Linked DNA regions of Mus musculus: region 1 is linked to region 2. A link is a loop called in an ENCODE intact Hi-C map of the cell type or tissue named here. Cell type or tissue: heart. All regions are shown on one strand. Links, peaks and the distances in the headings refer to the core of each region. The heading gives the core; the rest is flanking DNA.

Evidence for each region. Hi-C counts contacts between places; a loop is a spot of excess contacts. Peaks named below come from ENCODE experiments on the same cell type or tissue, not always from the same donor. Only the 100,000 strongest peaks of a DNase experiment are listed, where the experiment ranks them.
Region 1: a loop joins it to region 2, with 3 times the contacts of the local background. A loop is called at or near these places in 6 of 42 quality-filtered maps.

What each region holds. Positions count from the first base shown.
Region 1 is chr4:130,968,751-130,974,896 of GRCm38, reverse strand. No RefSeq gene overlaps it. Among named protein-coding and RNA genes, the nearest start is that of Matn1, 27 kb to the right of the region's middle. In heart, for the core only: a CTCF peak has its summit at 3,428 (motif pointing left); a DNase peak (open chromatin) is centred at 2,266.
Region 2 is chr4:131,184,129-131,190,274 of GRCm38, reverse strand. No RefSeq gene overlaps it. Among named protein-coding and RNA genes, the nearest start is that of Gm42318, 31 kb to the right of the region's middle. In heart, for the core only: no CTCF peak of the experiment used is centred there; no DNase peak of the experiment used is centred there; H3K27me3 peaks cover 124 bases.

The sequences.
Region 1 (6,146 bases), core at 364-5,363, 220 kb after region 2:
TGTCAGCCATCTGGGGCCACCGCCCGGGTCCTCGGCTTCCTGTGGCCTCCGACAACTGCTGTGTAGCGAAGCAATGTCTTCTGGGTACAGATGGCAGGGGAAAGTTCCATATGCACACGCAGGCACGCAGAAGACTCGGCCAGGACACGTGTGTGTGTGTGTGTGTGTGTGTGTGTGTGTGTGTGTGTGTGTGTGTATAAAAGAGAGAGAAGATATGATTATATCTGTGCATGGATGTGTGTGAAGATAACCGTGTGAGTAAATGTATATGTGTGAATGGATGAGTGTGTGTTTGTGTGTGTGTGTGTGAGTGTGTGTGTGTGAGTGTATAGACATGTGTGAGTGAGTATCGGTGGATGTGTATATAGATGCATGTGTGTGATTGTGTGTGCATGTGTGTGAGTGTGTGTAGGCGTGAATGTATGAGTATTGTGTGAGTGTATATGTATATATGTAAGTGCATGTATTTGACTGTGTGTGTACCAATGCGTGTGAGTGTGTATGTCTGTGTCTCTATTCGGATGCTCATAGGTGTGGGAGAGTGTGAGTGTGTTGTGTAGGTGTAGCTTTTTACAGGGGTGCTATGAATCCAAACATGGTCCTCACGTCTCATAGCAAGCACTCTTACCACCGAGGCATCTCTCCAGCCCTAGAACTTTCATGGGGAGGGGAAAAAAATGAAGGAATCTAAATATCTGTCAGTAGGAAAGTGATTAAAAGAAAAAGATACGCCGGGCCACCAAGCCTGGTGTAAGGCCTCGTTCTGTTTTTTAATAGGGTCCATGCTCCATATGTACTAACAGGGAGAGGTGTCTGAGCTGCTGCTGATGGGGGAAAGTGAGATGCACAAACATGCATATTGCATGATAGCTTTATGTTTTGTAAAACATCCATTAAAAATGCATGCGTCTGTCTGTGCGTCTGGAGAGGCATGGAAACGGTCCATGAGGGTCTCTCACAGCCCTGAAAGCAGCAGTTAGGTGGACAGGATTCAGATGTGGGGAGCCAGGCCAGGGAACTTGGGGGTTTTGTCTAAATTGTTTCACTCTGTTACAAAGAGAATAGATGCGCATAGCACTCGCATAATTGGAAAAGAGCCGAGGGGTGGATGGGGCGCTTGGCAGCCTTGCCAAGAATAGCGGGAGAACTCCCCAACAACCCAGGCGACCACCTGAAAGGAACCCGCTCAACAAACCCTGGTTCCTTTAACAAAAGGCTGCCTGGCAACTGCTGAGGGAGATGGGACAGATCCAAGTGGGAAAACGTTCTCAAAAGCTGCAAAATGATGCTCGAAGTACAAACTGTGGTTTTTAAAAGGAAGGCAAGTTATTCTACCCCGGCGGGGGTTGGGGGAGGGGAGAGAAATCCCTTCCAGACCTCTGTGGAGAGGGATCAAGAGACTGCGATGCAAAGACCAGGGTTAAGATCCAGTGGCCCCTTTACCCAGTCTTAAAAAGGACACCAGCAGGGACCTGGGAAGATGGCTTAGTCGGTAAAGCACTTACCACTCAAGCATGAAGACCTGAGTTCAAATCCCCAGCACCCACTTGAAAAGCCAAAGATGGCAGTACTGGGGAGGCTGAGGCAGGAGGACCCCTGGGACTCACTGAGCTCCAGATTCAGTGGGAGACCTCACCTCCGGCTTGGGGAAGAAGACATTTAAAATTCTCACATACTTCTTTATTGCTTGATTTTAACAGTGAATTCAGATCACTTTGTATGTGTGTGTGTGTGTGTGTGTGTGTGTGTAATGCTTTGGGAATGGAACCTCACCTATGACTGTTGCATACTCTATCTGTGAGCTACATCGCCAACCCTTTGAGTAACAGGATCCTACAAAGTTACCCAAGCTGGCCTTGAACTTACAATCCTCCTGCCTCAGCCTCCCAACTAGATGAGATTATAGGCCTGTGATGTCAGGACCCTCCCATTAATCCCACTTTTAAAAATCTAATAAAGGTCTGGGATTGTAGCTCAATGGTACAGCAGTTGTCTGGAACGTGTGAGGCCCCGGTTTGCATCCCAAGCACTGCAAACATCATCGGAAAACTGAGACTAGCCAACCTCCCTGTGCCTGTGGTGATCCATCCTGCCAGGCTCTCCCCTTGGCTCTGTCTTGGCATGCACGTCTGGGCTGTCCCTGGCTGTAGCCTCTGAGAGCACATGATGGCTGCCAGTTCCACCCTGACAACACTGCCTGCAATTCTAACACTGTGATTGTAAAGGAGCACAGATAAAATGAAACAGACTCTCTCCAAACACACCCCCTCCCTGCCAAGGGCCCAGGACCAGGGGGACCGAAGGAAGGTGGGTGACAAGCAGTCTCCTGTCTCCTGCCTGCACTCTGTGATTTAATATCATTTTGACATTTCTCCAGCTGAGTGGCAGCCAGGGCTCCAGTCGCATGAAATCAGGCAGATAAAAGCCAGAGCAGAGGGCGCTGAGACCTTGGCTCCCTGTCATTTTGTCACCGGCTCTCCCAGAGGCGAGCCGGCGCATTAAGCTGCCGAAGTCAATAATGAAATAGATCGGGAATGAAGGTGGAAAGAGATTGAGAACCCACAAAAATTTGCTATGTACTCGAGAGTCCCAGGGAGAAGGGCCACCACCGGGGTTCTGTGCAATTGTATAGGGGATACCCCGGACTGCTGGCAATGGAGTTGAGGGGTTCCATCCCATGAGCTGAACATCTTCTGTGCACACAGCCAGGATACCACCACAAACAAGCTAGGCAAGGCGAGAAGCCCCAGATAATCACCACGACTATCTTCATTTTCTTTTCCTGTTACTATGACAAAACACACTGACAAAGGCTACTCATGGAGGGGAGAGATTTTTGAGGTCACAGTTCAGGGAGCGGTCCCACCATGGGGAGGAAGTTAAGGCATGGGGGCCGGGGTGGGTGGGGAGGGGGAAGTGCCTGAAGCAGCTAGCCTCACAGGGCCCACTGCAATTCTAAGAGTACAAAAGATACACCCCTGGTCCTCAGCTTCCTCCATCCGTTCCTGCAGCTCCCTTCCCAGCCAGGGAATGGTGCCGCCCACAGTGGGCTGGTCCTCCCACCTCACTTACTCCAGTCTAGATAATCGGTATCTCCAAGGCCCTTTCCCTGGGTGATTCTAGGTTTTGTCAGGTTGACAATTAACCTTCATCATCCCAGTAATGAGTTTGTAGTCTAATAATGCTAAATATGTAATCATCTCTGTTTGCTTGTCTATTGAGGTCCTAAATCCTCAGCATTCTTTTTTTTTTTAATTTCATACACAAAAATACCTTCTGAAGGGCTGAAGAGATGGCTCAATGGTTAAGAGCACTTGTCACTCTTCCAGAGAACCCAGGTTCAATCCCCAGCACCCACATAGCAGCTCACAACCCTCTGTAATTCCAGTTCCAGGAAATCTGATGCCCTCTTCTGGCTTCTGTGGGTACTGCATACCCATGGTGCACAGGCAAACATACAAAGTACCCATGCACATAAAATAAATACTTTAAATATAAAAAGAAAAAAGACACTTTTTAATGCAAAAAAAGAAAAGAAAGAAAGAACGCTTTTGTAAATACAAAGCAAGGGAAAACACTTTTTAATACAAAAGGGAAAACACTTCATGTGTATAAAAAAAGATTAATACAAAAAAAGGAAAAAAAACACTTTTGTTAACACAAAAAAAGAAAAAACACTTTTTAAAATTTTTAAATAAAAAAGAAGCTCTGAAGTGATTCGAGGAAAATGTGAGGCTCTCAGGAGCTAAGACAGCTCCCACTGAGAAGCACTTAGTAACAGACAAAGCACTGGGCTTTGAACACAGACCTGCCTTGTGTGCACCCGTCTCTCTGTCTACACCGCACGCTAAGTGGGCAAAAGTCTCCCTCCTTCCCCAAACACCTGAGCCTCAAGTCCTGCTTGAACTTTGTGTAGCTATCCTTCAACCTCATGCAGCTAGCTGGATCCAGCCTTCTAGGGGCTGCTGCAACCGGTGAGATGCTGTGTTAATCTGCCCACTGAGAACTTGGAGCTGTGTGGAGCTGGGGGTTCAGCTGAGGACAGCAGAGCAGGTGCCCGCTCTCTGGGATAACCTTCTACAGGATTTGGACATTCCCAGAAAGTCAGGAAAAAACTAAGCCAGGGTTTTGGTTTTGGTTGGTTGGTTGGCTGGCTGGCTGGCTGGCTGGCTGGCTGGCTGGTTGGTTGGTTGGTTGGTTGGTTGGTTGGTTGGTTGGTTTGTTGGTTGGTTCGTTGGTTAGTTGGTTGGCTGGTTAGTTGACTGGCTGGTTGGTTGACTGGCTGGTTGATTGAGTGGCTGGTTGGTTGTTTGGTTGGTTGTTTGGTTGGTTGGCTGGTTGGTTGACTGGCTGGTTAGTTGACTGGCTGGCTGGTTGGTTGGTTGGTTGGTTGGTTAGTTGGTTGATTGGTTGATTGACTGGCTGGTTGGTTGGTTGGTTGGTTGGTTGACTGGCTGGCTAGTTGGTTGGTTGGTTGGTTGGTTGGTTGGTTGGTTGGTTGGCTAGTTGGCTGGTTGGCTGGTTGGCTAGTTGACTGATTGGATGACTGGCTGGCTGGTTGGTTGGTTGGTTGGTTGGCTGGCTGGCTGGCTGGCTGTTTGGTTAGTTGGTTGGCTGGTTGGTTGACTGGCTGGATGGATGGTTGGTTGGTTGGTTGGTTGGTTGGTTGGTTGGTTGGTTGATTGGTTGGTTGGTTGGTTGGCTGGTTGGCTGGTTGGCTAGTTGACTGATTGGCTGGCTGGCTGGCTGGCTGGCTGGTTAGTTGGTTGGTTGATTGGTTGGTTGGTTGGCTGGCTGGCTGTTTGGTTAGTTGGTTGGCTGGTTGACTGGCTGGCTGGCTGGCTGGTTGGTTGGTTGGTTGGTTGGTTGGTTAGCTGACTGGCTGGTTGATTCATTGTTTTGGGAAGCATTTTTGGTGGTTTGTTTTCTTTTTGTTTTGGGGGTCAGAGGTCAATCTCAGGTGTCCCTCCCAGGAGCCATTGATCTTGTTTTCTGAAACAGAATCTCTCACAGGGATCTGGAGCTTGCTGGATCAGCTAGGATGGCTAGCCAGTGACTACAGGGATCCTTTCTTCTCCACCCGCCCTGTGGTGAGATGACAAGAACTTGGCACCAATTTCACACAGATCCTGGAAATTAAACTTGGTCCCCGTGCTTGCACAAGAGCCACGTTCCCTGCCTGATGCTTACTCGTTTCTGTTTTAATTAGTTCGTTTTTTTATTATCGTACGTTAACTTTACGTAGTCATGGAGTAGTGTGACAGATCCCTATGCACATATAGCACACACTGATTGGATCTAGCTTCACACACACACACCCGCTCTCCCCCTCATCCCCTTCCCAACCTTCAGTGATCACCACCACTCTCTGTTGCTGTCCACTTCTCCCTATCTATGAGAACAAACACATCTGCTTGCCTGTCTGCAGTTGCTTCTTCCACCTGGCCTCAGCCACGTTGCCACCAATGAGAAGATCCCCATCTTTGCGGCTGAGTAATATTCCCTTTGTACATGCATACACATTCTCCTTCTTGTGGAGATGGGAACCTGGGCTAATTCTGATCTCGGCCATTTGTGCTCATTGCCGTCATGAACAGAGGCAGGGGTCTCCTTAGGTTGCTGGATTCCTTTGCCAATGCCACTCTCATGACAGCAGGTGGATTCCCAGAGAGAAGCTGATGTGTGACAATCACCTCCATCCCTGCCAGCCCCAGACCTCTGCTCCCTCCATCCCTGCAAAGTGACATTGACACAACACCTCACCTTGAAGAGTCCTAGGCATGCAAACCCACACTGAGTGACACAGCGCCAAGCTGCTGGGTTTTTTGCTCTATTTTACTTTATTTCTCTTCCCAACAAGCTGATTTGACACCGTGTCAATCAACTTGAACTCCAGGATGCAGCTTCTCCCTCCATGTCTCCCTCCTCCTGCCAAAGCACGGCTGCCCAGATAATCCTCTTGATCCCCACAAGTGACCCTGCTCTCCACCCAAGCCTGTGTTGGGCCCTCAACAGCATCTACTCCACTCCTCACCTAGAATCCTTGGTGAACAAGGACACCTGAACCCCCAAAACTTCCGATTTCTCACCACCGCCCACTCCTTCCTTCTGGAGGACACAGACTGCATCACCACAGGCAAGCCTCC
Region 2 (6,146 bases), core at 585-5,584:
TAGGTCATGTCACTGCTGTGGCTAACTGGACTCTACCAAACTGGACTATTGGTGTATCCATGAGGTGTTTGTGAGTAGATGAAGCTGCCACTACCTGCTGACCTGTAAACTGAACTGTTGATTTCCAGACAACACAGATGGGAGTTGCTCCAAAGATCCTTTCTAAACAGATCCACCTTCCCTGTATCCTTTCTTTCCCACTACCTCTGGTGGGTGATTGGTTATGAGGAAGGTTAAAGAGTTTAAGAACCATCATTAAAAATACGTTTTGAAAAAATTGAAGTTACACACCAATCTGGCCCTACTTCTCCATGGGTACCACAACCTGTGGAATGGCATCACTGGCCAGAGAGGAAGTGCTAGCACATATGAGTTAAGGGGCCTGTGTTGTTTCACACTTGAGCCATAACTTAAGTCACCATGCTGAAGGCCCACAGCTTAGGAGCTGCTGGCGGTCAACAATCGACCAAGGCCAACAAGGCCACTGGTGATCTTGACAGAGGGATCTAATTGCAGTGCAGGGTGAGGGTATGAAATCTGGGCCGAAAGAGGGGGGGAAAACTGTATTGAAACAAAAGTGACAACAAAAGGATGGTTTCACTTTTCTCTGTGCTCCATGCTGGTTTGCAGAGATTGGAGAGTAATGCTGCAGTGACCTTCTGAAGAGGTGGCCTGTGGAGAGGTGAGATTGACAGTGCAGGGGGTGAGGGGGGTGGGGGGACACTGGTAGCATCCAGAAACAGCACAAGGATGAACCACTGTGCAAGACAGCCTCGGTTTTGTGAAGGGTTTCTCTCCAGCTCCTTCCTTCAAGATATTTATCTGCATACCTACAGAGTGATTGAAAATGCCGTCGAAGCAGCAGCAGGCCAGGCGTGAATTTATCAAAGGTTTTCATCCTGAACATGTGACGGACAGCCTTCTGAGCCGGTGCATAGGGGCTCGGCTTGTTATCTTTTATTAGCTGCTAGACAGAGAAGACATTGGTTATGTTATCCTTCTATTCATAGATACCAGGTGATCGTGGTCGTGTTGTTACATCTTAGCGGTGGAGGAGGATCGGTGCACACATAGCTCAACAACCCTGAATAGGGAAGACCAACACCTAGGCTGGGTAAAGGCCCATGCTTTTTAATTATGGTGGGCATTGCCAGTGGGCCCTCCAGTCATGTGACACGAATGAATGTCCTACTGCCAGGGTATAAGAAACTTGGGCAGAGGGAGATTTTTTTGGTTTAGACTTCCGATAACAGGTTGTTGCATTTTGCTTTAAAGTGATATCAGAAATGCACTTGATGGGCAGGCCCCTCCTCCTCACGATGCACAGATGTGCCAGCAGCTGGAAAGGCTGAGGCTTAGTCCAGGAAGGAGGGAGGCAGGCCAAAGGGGAAGGAGGATGGATGCATCAGAACAGGCATTAGATACCAGCAGCTGCTTGGCAGACCTCTCTCTGTAAGGACCTGGGCTCAGCCTATCACTGCCTGGGGCCACAGAATAACTTGCCCTCAGGGTGGTGCCAACCAAACAAAGATAATTCCAAGGTGAGATCACAGGTGTTTTGGCAGGGTGCAGGCTCTGTCTTCGTTGTTGGTACAGCCTCTATCCCATTGGGAACAACAAAAATAAATGTTAGTCATGTGACATGCTTCTCCAGCCAATAGCAGCATGGGATGCTGCAGGGGCAATTTTGGGAAAGCTCCCTCCAAGGTGTGCAACCAGCTGGACTCTGTTGGTCCTGAAATGGAACATTAAACCCTGCAGCACAAAATCCAAGTCAAAACTTCATGGCAGTCCCCACATGTCAAAGATACAAAAAGGAAATTGAGGCCCCACTGACTAGAGTGTCATCTTGGAGCTGTAGGAACTTTGTCACATGAAATGCATGTGACAGACAGGTCCCCTCCACTTCACACTGCATGCATGTACTAGGGAGAATGCCGTTGCTTAGGGTCCAGGTGGCGATGGAGAAGGGGATCCTGGGACACCAGCATGCTGAACCCCAGGAAACCTGGCCCATGCCCTCCTCACCATTGAATAGTGCAGTCCAGATGGCTGGGGCTCTGAGTCTATTTCTCTAGCCAGTACGAGGGACAACAATCTCAGTGTTGGAGTCAAAGGAGCCTACCATGATTCTAAACCTTTTGAAAGCCACTGTCCTGGGCACTGGGGATCAGGTCACTTGTCCTAGCCTCTTATAGGTCAATGTAACCTTGGAAGAGCCACAATTCTCAGACCTCCTGGCATCTGACAATTAAATAGGAGAATGACATCACCACTCACAGAATGGCACTGGTCAAGGGAGAGGTCATAGCTGTGTGAGCACCAGGTGTCAGGATGTTAATGGTCCTCACCAGGGCCACCCGATGGTTGCTCTGCACTCTGTAGCCAGCATGACCTGTGGTGAGGAGCTTTACCTTCAAGTCAGCAGTCCTCCCACCCGGCTGGGTCTGAGTCTCTCCCAGCCTCAGTCTTCTCTATAAAAATTCAAGGGTTTCCCAGGCTGCTGGAAAGGCCCTCCCTGGCTCTCAGAGTTCAGGAGTTTGCTTGGTTACCTTTGGAGAGCCATGTGGGCGGGGTGAGGTGGAAGAGGGGGAGGCTGGACTCAAAATCAAGAGTGTGGAGTGACAAGAGCCACAGGCTCCTCAGAAAATGGTCCCTAGTTGAGTCTGGATGAATATACTCAGCCACTGTTTGCCTGAGGAAAAAGCAGCCGGGGAGGTCGTGAGGGATCCATTACCCACTAGCACAGAACAAGGTAGACTATGACCCTCCCTGCAGGCTACAATACCAGGTTTGTTTGTGAGCAAGGCTGCCTGGTTTAGTTCAGTATCATCTACAACGGCTCTAAGCAGATGGACAGATATTGGGGTGTGCTCTCATTGGGAAGACCCCAGCTTCCTGCTAATGAGCCCTGTGATCCTGATTTAAAATGAGTTTTGAGCAGTTTTACCATATCCAATGCTCGCCTGTTCGGGCTTCTATTTGCATGGCTCTCATTCCAAGTCTTTCACTTTCAATAAAGACCTGTCTTTGCATCGAAAGAGAGTCTCCTGGAGACAGTTTGTTTATGGCTTCTAATCTATCCTGACAATCTTATGTTTTGACTGGACAGCTGCATCCATTTTCATTTAAACTAATTATTGATAAAGAGGGCTTCGTTCCCATCAAGTTGCTATTTCTTTTCTGTTGCCCTTAGACAAACGTCTATTTTAATTGGAGTCACTTCTTCTGATATCTTCCTTCCTTCTTTCTTTCTTTCTTTCTTTCTTTCTTTCTTTCTTTCTTTCTTTCTTTCTTTCTTTCTTTCTTCCTTCCTTCCTTCCTTCCTTCCTTCCTTCCTTCCTTCCTTTCTGGGGGGGGGAGGGTGTCAGGGAAACATTTGAATTCTCTTCTTGTCACTTTCATGTTAATTCCAGGGCCCGTTTCCTTGTGAGGACCTTGTAGATTACATTTAGCCTCCCAAGGCAATGCAGTCCTGGTTTGAATTTCTATATCTCCCATTTAGCATGCAGAATTCTGTTCCTAAATAGCTCTGTCTCTGTCCCTGTCATGGTTTGAATAGGTTTGGCTCCCCCACAGACTCATGTGTTTGGATGCTTGGCCCATAGAATGTGGCACTATAAGGAGGTGTGGCCTTGTTGAAGTAGGCTCGACCTTGTTGGAGGAAGTGTGTCACTATGAGGGTGGGCTTTGAGGTTGCCTGTGCTCAGTCTCCACCCAGTGTGGCACACAGACTCTTTCTGCTGCCTGGGGTCAAGATATAGAACTCTGAGTCTTTCTCCAGCACCAAGTCTGTGTGCTCGCTGCCGTGCTTCCTGACGTGACGATAATAGACTAAATCTCTGACCCTGTAAAGCCAGCCCCAGTTAAATGCTTGCTTTTATGAGTTGTTACTGTCATGGTGTCTCTTCACAGCAATAAAACCCTGACTAAGACACACCCCCTTTCAGTGATGTCATCAGTTTATTTCTTTTTGTGTTGCTTGTCCAGAGACACAGACTAAAGCTGTTACTACTCTGATCTCTCAAATTACACAGAAAACAAAAGGTGGAATGAAAAGGCTTGGTTGGTAAAGTACTTGCCTAGCAAGCACAAAGCCACAAAGCCCTGAGTTCAGTCTCCCAGTGCCACGTAAAGCTGGGTGTAGTGGTACATGCTTGTAATCCCAACACTGGAGAGGTAGAGGTGGGAGAATGAGAAGTTCAGGATCATCCTGGGCTACATAGCAAGTTCAAGGCCAACATCCAGTGCTTGAGACACCTACCACTGTGCACACACACATGGGCATGCGCACACGCACACACACACACGCACACACACACACGCACACACACACACTTGTGTGTTGGATAATTCTAATTTTTAGGATTGTCCAAACTACCATTTAGTGTCTTTTTCTTTTATTTTCAAATATGTAGAAAAAAATCATTTTAAATCTATTTATTCTATGTGTATGAGTGTTTGCCTGATTGTGTATATGTGCACCATATACATGCCTGGTACCTGAGGGGTTCACAGCCCCTGTAAATGGAGTTGCAGGTGGTTGTGAGCCACTGTGTGGGTGCTGGGGCCCAAGCCTGAATCCCCTGGGCGAGCGATGAGTGCTCTTAACAACTGAGCTGTGTAACTACGAAGGTTCCTGTTTCTTACAGAACAGGTACTATAGCAACAAGCTCCCTGTTGGTATTTTTCCTGGTGTGTGTGTATGCATGAGTGTATGCACATCCTGAAAGAGTGGGCTAAGAGAGGAAGTGATTGTTTAGGGCTTATGGTTCACAGGTACAGTCCACAGGTCCAGGAAGCCATCATGGCAGAACCTATGCATTTCCCTTCATTCTTCATCCTTTCTCTCCCCCATACTTGATCATTTCAGTCATCATGTCAAGTTTGGTGATTACTTCCTCTGCTTTATCAAATCTGCTGTCTTAGGCCGTCTGGACTTCTATAACAAAATATCACGGCTTTCGTGGTCTATGGACAATGGCCATTTCTTTCTCACTCTTATGAGGGTACAGTCATCCACAATCAAGGCAACAAGGGACCCAGTGTCTGGTGCAGATCTCTGACAGGTTCACACGTGACTTCCTTGCAGTGTGTCCCATGACAGTGGGTGAAATGTCTCTTTGGGGCCTCCTTTATAAGAGCATTGATACCACTCTGATCTAACCATTCTCAAAGTCACTGCCAAACTCATTTGGGTTGGGGATCAGGTTTCAAAATGTGATCTTAGGAAGGACATAAAATTGAAGGCAGAGCATCTGGTTTGGAGTTTCTCTAATATTGTTTTTACATACTACACTTTCTAAACCTAGAATTTATTTTTGAACTTCCTGTTTTATATCTCTTAGTGGTGGTGGTGGTGTGTGTGTATGCATATGTGTGTGCATGCATGTGTGTGTGCATGTGCGTGCATGTGTATGCATGTGTGTATGTATGCATGTGTGTATGCATGTGTGTGTGCATGTGTGTGCATGTGTATGCATGTGTGTATGTATGCATGTGTGTATGCATGTGTGTGTGCATACATGTGTGCATGTGTATGCATGTGTGCATGCATGTGTGCATGTGTATGCATGTGTGTGTGCATGTGTATATGCATGTGTATATATGCATGTGGGTGTATGCATGTGTGCATGCATGTGTTCGTGCATGTGTGCGTGCTTGTGTGTATGCATGTGTGTGTATGCATGTGTATGCATACATGTGTGTGTATGCATGTGTGTGTGTCCATGCATGCCAGTGTCCCTGCTTATCATCTTCTTGACTTCCCTCAAGTCTTTCTTTGGTTTTTGACCAGCTTTTAAAATCTTACATTGGGTCACTTGCTCTCTGCTTCTGCCTGTCTGTGCAATGTGACCAAGTGGCCTCCTGTTCCCACCACCAAACCTTCCCCACAGTGAGGGACCGTACCTTCAAACTAACGAGCAGAAATCTGAAGAAAGAAAAAGTTATTCAAGCATTCTACCACCTCAACTGTGTAGCAGCTAGTGCAGCCCTGTCTGTAGTATGTGGACAAAGTCTTCTAGAGTTTTCCACAACAGCAACAGCAGCAGCAACAGCAACAACAGCAGCAACAAGTTGTTTTAAAGGCTTTGTCTACCACGAGTCTGTATGCTCCTCAGACACAGTCTCTTCTGGTGTGTGCT